Linked DNA regions of Homo sapiens: region 1 is linked to region 2. Evidence: read pairs that join two places in POLR2A ChIA-PET (ENCODE). Cell type or tissue: HCT116. All regions are shown on one strand. Links, peaks and the distances in the headings refer to the core of each region. The heading gives the core; the rest is flanking DNA.

Region 1 (2,921 bases), core at 199-2,698, 180 kb before region 2:
CTGTTTAGGAGTCCGAGGCAGGTGGATTGCTTGAGCCCAGGAGTTTGAGACCAGCCTGGGCAATATAGTGAGACCTCATCTCTACAAAAACACAAAAATTAGTTGGGTGTGGTTGCGTACACTGTGGTCCTTGTACTCTGGAGGCTGACTTAGGAGGAACACTTTTGAGTCCAGGAGGTCGAGGCTGCAGTTCACTGAAACGGCGCCACTGCACTCCACCCTGAGTGACAGAGCGAGACCCTACCTCAGAAAAAAAAAGAATAATGATAATGTATTAAATTAGTTACCAAATAAAACTGATAAAATAATAAAATCCACAAGACTCTAAATACGTGAATAAATGGGGAGAAAGGAAAGTTCTTCCTTACAGTGCCAACTCACAAATATAGAAGGAGTGATGATGGATGGAATGTTGTTCTTTTTCAACCATCATAGTATTAGCTGACTTAGGTAAAAATCATCAGTGGTTGTTAAAACTAGTTAATGAAGGTTTGATGAGGACCATGATATTAACAGTTTCAAAAGAGTTCACTGTTAAATACCTGTTGATTTCAAAGGCAAAAATAGTATACCGGAGTAATCTAGCAGAACCACCTTAAGTGACTGAACTAGTTTTGTATTGCTGTGTAACAATGTTACCACACGTTTAGAAGCTTAAAACAGCCACAAATTTATGATCTCACAGATTTTGTTAGTTAGGAGTCTGGCCTGGCTTAGCTGGGTCCTCTGTTCAGGGTCTCCTAAGATTCTAATTCAGGTGTCAGCTGGGGCTCATCATCTGGAGGCTTAGTCTGGGAAGGATTCATTTCCTGCTCATGTGCTTGTGGCCACATTCAGCTCCTTGTGATGGTACAACTGATGGCTTCATTTTTTTTTTTTTTTTTTGCTGGCCATTGGCTGGAGAATGCCCTCAGCACGTAGAGACTATCTATCTGCAGTTCCTTTGCCATGTGGGTTCCCAACGTGGCCACTTGCTCCCTCACAGCCAGCAAAGGAGAGGAGACTCCAGCAAGATGGAAGCTGTCTTATGTAATATAATCATGTATTTGTAATAGTGAACATCCCATCACTTTTGCTGTATTCTGTCAGTTAGAAGCACTTCACAGGTCCCACCTAGACTCAAAGGGAGGAGTCACACAGGGCATGAACAGCAGGAGGTGGCAAGGACAGGGATGTCTTAGAGTCTGTGTGCCACAGTAATAAAAGTTGACATCACCAGTATTAGGACAAACCATACCATGTGCCTCCTGACTCACTGAAAGGGTCATGTATCTCTGCCAGGTATCTCTGCCAAGTGTGCATAACCTGCAGAAACATGAGACAAACCAAATACCTGAGGAACCATGTACCTGACCTGTATTCTTCCAGTGTCATTGTAATGAAAGACAAAGGCTGAAGAACTGTTTTTGATTAAAGGAGACTAAAGAGGGATGTGGTGGCTCACACCTGTAATCCCAGCACTTTGGGAGGTCAAGGTGGGAGGATCACTTGAGGATAGGAGTTTGAGACCAGCCTAGGCAACATAGCGAGATGCCATCTCTATAAAAAAATTTTTTTAAATTAGCCAGGTGTAGTGGGGCGTACCTGTAGTCCTAGCTATTCAGGAGGTGGGAGAATCACTTGAGCCTGGGAATTCAAGGTTATGAGCTTGGTTGTGTGAGCTATGGTTGTGCCACTGCACTCCAGCCTGGCTGACAGAATGAGACTCTGTCTCAAAAAAAGAAAAAAGCTAAAGAGATAAGACAACAAATGCAATGGATGAGCCTGGGTTAGGAAGGATAGTACAAAGAGCATGTTTGGGGAACAGTTGAAATTTGAATATAGACTGTGGATTAGATGTTAAATTTCTTATTTTTATAATTATATTGTGGTCATCTAAGACATGCCCTTATTTGTAGATATTTGGAGAAGAGATGGGCATAAAGTTTGTGACTTACTCTCCAGCGGTTTGTGAAAGAAAATGTGAATAAAGCAAATGGGGTAAAACATTGGTATTGATAAATCTGGTCAAAGGATATACAGGAATTCCTGATAATTTCTGTATATTTTTGAGGCGTTTCTGTAAGTTTAAAATTATATCAAAACAAAAAAAATGCCAAAAAACTTAAAGTGATACAAAAATTGGCTCAGAAGCTAGAACTCCAGAGGGGTGGGCTTCAGAGTTGGCTTTATTTAGAGCTCCACAGTCTTATCAAATACTCAGGTTCTTTTTGTCTTTCCGCCTTCTAGCCCTCAGTGTGTGCTTCATCCAGCAGCCACTTCCTCTTGAGATTTTAGGTGATTGCCAGTGACAATCAGGGCTGCATGCTTTCCCACTGAGCCAGTCGATATCCTTGCCTTTTCAGTCATTTTAATTCCTGAGACTTTTCTGTAAGTTTTAAGTGATATCAAAGGTAAGGACCTGTTAGAAAAGTCTCGAGAATAATCCAAGGAAGTCATTAAAATAGGTTTTATTGATAATATTTAAATTTTTCTTAAATTGGTAGTTAATTTGGTCTGGTGAAGTTTCACTGTTACTAGGGAAAAAAAAAACAGTGTAAACAGTGGCATATGCTAAAAATATGTTAGGACAGATACTGCCAGAAAGCCAGTTGTTATAGAAGTATAGTTTTCTACTGTATAGTCATTAAAATGTAATTTGGCCTTTTATGTGACCTCTAAAGGAAATCTTAGGCAGTATTCAAAATATTGTTTTTAATAACCAGGAATTTAGGGAGTGTTCTTGAAAGAATCATTTCTTCTGACAGAATTCAAAAAGAATTTTAGATTTGAGATATCTTATAATAATTTTACATTTCTAATTTAGTTTAAAAATGTGTATGTTTAGGAAGACGTAATTATGTCAAATATTAGACATAAGAAAATATTAGGAGTAAATGGTTTTCTTACATCATATATCTCGAAATTTTGAAATGTCAAAG
Region 2 (2,921 bases), core at 258-2,757:
CACCACACCTGTCCAGCATGGACCTTCCCCCGGACTGCTAAGGGGTTGCTAGCAAGTCACTTTATTGCCCTAATTGTCCTAATCCACCCTTCCTTCAAGGTGTGCTCTCTCCCAGGAAGCCTCTGAGCCTCCTGCAAGGACAAACATTCTCTGACAAGATCATCATTTCTTCAGAAGTGCCCAGAGAGGTTTGTCCAGCATATGTATAGACACAGCCCAGAGGCAAGCCCAGATGTGTGCACACACCTATGCACCATCACATTCACATGTGTGCACATATGCATGCAGACACACATACATGCACATGCACACACATCTTGAAAAATTAAACTGGGATTACACTCAATATATGGGTTTACCATCCATTTTTTATAACTGCTGATAAACATTTTCCTATATCATGAAGCCATTTTCAGGAATATGATTATAAACAGCTGTACACTAGGTCATCTTGTGGCTGTGTATATTTCACCAGTCCTCTATGGTGGGTTATGTTATGTAGATTGCTTTCACTTTTACACGATAAATTATAACAGTAGTGAACATTTGTGTACATTAGTCTTTCAACATATCTAATTCTTCCTTAGGATAAAGTTGTAGAAATGAAATTTCCAAATAAAATATGAAAGATTATGAGGATACTGAAGTTTTTTCTTCCATATTTGAGGTCAATTTTCAATATAACAGAGTGATCAGTAATTTACTTTACCCTCATCAAACACTCTTGTCCTAGGTGAAAGTTAGCAGCAGGGCCCAGATGAGAACCAGGTCTCGCAGCTCCCTAACCTGTTCTATTACATTCGGTGGCCTCTAAATTGTCAGGGCCTGGCCTGGAATCCTCTCTTAACAATAGAACACTTATGTTCAGTTTTTTGAACCATGCAATTGTGTCACTAAGCTGACGCATTCCACTGGCTAACATAAAGAGAAGAGAGGGATGAAGAAGCCAAGACTGGGTGGTCCTGATCACTCTAGGAATTCAGTCAGAGTGGAGCCCTTTCGTCTCTCTGAGGTTTAGGAAAGAACTGTCAGGGACATGGCAGACCCCAGATCTAGGTAAGGAAGGTGAATCTAGAGATACATGTGAAGCAGAAAGGGTCCCAGTCACCCAGGAGAGCCTCCTCAATGAATAGTCTGATGGCTTTTCAGTTAAGTTCCTTAGACTTATTCCCATAGAAATCATTACTTTAAGCAGAACAGGGTATGCCTTCTAACATTAAGCTTAAAATAATCTAAACATTGAGAGATTTTTGCATTAAGCTTATCTCAAATAATGTTTCTTTCATATAAAATTCTTGCATCTTAGGGCTGGATGCAGTGGCTCATGCCTGTAATCCCAGCACTGTGGGAGGCTGAGGCGGGCAGATCACTTGAGGTCAGGAGTTCAACACCAGCCTGGCCAACATAGTGAAACTCCATCTCTAAGAAAAATACAAAAATTAGCCAGGCATGGTGGCAGGCACCTGTAATCCCAGCTACTCGGGAGACTGAGGCAGAAGAATTGCTCGAACCCAGGAGGTGGAAGTTGCAGTGAGCCGAGATCGCGCCACTGCACTCCAGTCTGAGCAACGAAGCAAGGCTCCATCTCAAAAATAAAAATAAAAATAAAAAAATTTGCATCTTTCTGGCTGATGATTTAAACTAAATACAATCTGCTTAAAATATGCACATAATAAATAATTTTACTAATTACAGCAGGATGACCACACATATAGCAACAGAACAATGGAGGAAAATGATAAACATAATAAAAATATCTCAACATCTCTAAAATGATAAAGTCTAAGCACAGCAAGTCAATAGCACACACTTGGTTAAAGAAAATAGTCTTGTCTGGCTGGGTACTGTAGTTTGTGCCTGTAATCCCAGTACTTTGGGAGGCCGAGGCTGGTGGATCGCGAGGTCAGGAGATCGAGACCATCCTGGCTAACACGGTGAAACCCCGACTCTACTAAAAATACAAAAAATTAGCCGGGCACGGTGGCAGGCGTCTGTAGTCCCAGCTACTCGGGAGGCTGAGGCAGGAGAATGGCGTGAACCCGGGAGGCGGAGCTTGCAGTGAGCCCAGATCATGCCACTGCACTCCACCCTGGGCAACAGAGTGAGACTCTGTCTAAAAAAAAAAAAAAAAAGAAAGAAAGAAAAGAAAAGAAAATAGCCTTGTCTGGGCACAGTGGCTCATGCCTGTAAATCCCAGCACTTGGGGAGGCTGAGGCAGGAAGACTGCTTGATGCTAGGAGCTCAAGCCCAGCCTGGGCAATATAGCAAGACCCCTCATCTCTACAAAAACAGAAAACATTAACCAGGCATGGTGGCACACCCCTGTGGTACTAGCTATTTGGGAGGCTGAGGTTGAGGCAGGAGGATCACCTAAGACCGGAGGTCGAGGCTGCAGCAAGCCATGATTGTACCACTGCACTCCAGCCTGGGTGACAGAGCAAATGCCTGTCTAAAAAAACAAACAACAACAACAACAACAAAAACCCAGAAAGAACAAAAATAGCCTGACACGCTTTCAATGGGCAAAAATAGACAAGTCTGGCAATATTGAGTACTGGAAAGGGTATAGGAAATAGGACAACAGGAAGTGCTGCTGGTGGACACAAACTGGCACAGGCACTAATGGCAGCAGTTTACCCAGAGAAGCTGAAAATGGACACCCCGCCCCTGCCGAAATCAGTCAGGGTTCTCAGCTGCCTGGTTGAGGCAGAAGAGGAATGTGCTGAAGTTTATTTTCAAGAGGAGCAGAGAACTGCCTACTCAGAGATCCCCAACCAGGCGGCAGGAGCCTCCTCTGCTGCTGTTCGTGGAGACCTCTGGGGAATCCTATCCCCCAAGGGCAAGAGGCCTCCGCTGCCACCCAGCATGGATGGCTCCCCACATACACGTGTCCCAAGTGCTCTGACACCATGTGTGTGGTG

Evidence for each region. ChIA-PET counts read pairs that join two places held together with the same protein. Peaks named below come from ENCODE experiments on the same cell type or tissue, not always from the same donor. Only the 100,000 strongest peaks of a DNase experiment are listed, where the experiment ranks them.
Region 1: POLR2A ChIA-PET joins it to region 2 with 5 read pairs; 5 of 35 experiments call an interaction of 5 or more read pairs at or near these places.

The regions. Positions count from the first base shown.
Region 1 is chr18:12,598,067-12,600,987 of GRCh38, reverse strand. The region is part of intron 2 of SPIRE1 (spire type actin nucleation factor 1); the gene reads left to right. Among named protein-coding and RNA genes, the nearest start is that of SPIRE1, 59 kb to the left of the region's middle. In HCT116, for the core only: no CTCF peak of the experiment used is centred there; a DNase peak (open chromatin) is centred at 1,207.
Region 2 is chr18:12,415,859-12,418,779 of GRCh38, reverse strand. The region is part of intron 1 of PRELID3A (PRELI domain containing 3A); the gene reads right to left. Among named protein-coding and RNA genes, the nearest start is that of PRELID3A, 9.4 kb to the right of the region's middle. RefSeq lists an enhancer at 2,156-2,921. In HCT116, for the core only: no CTCF peak of the experiment used is centred there; no DNase peak of the experiment used is centred there.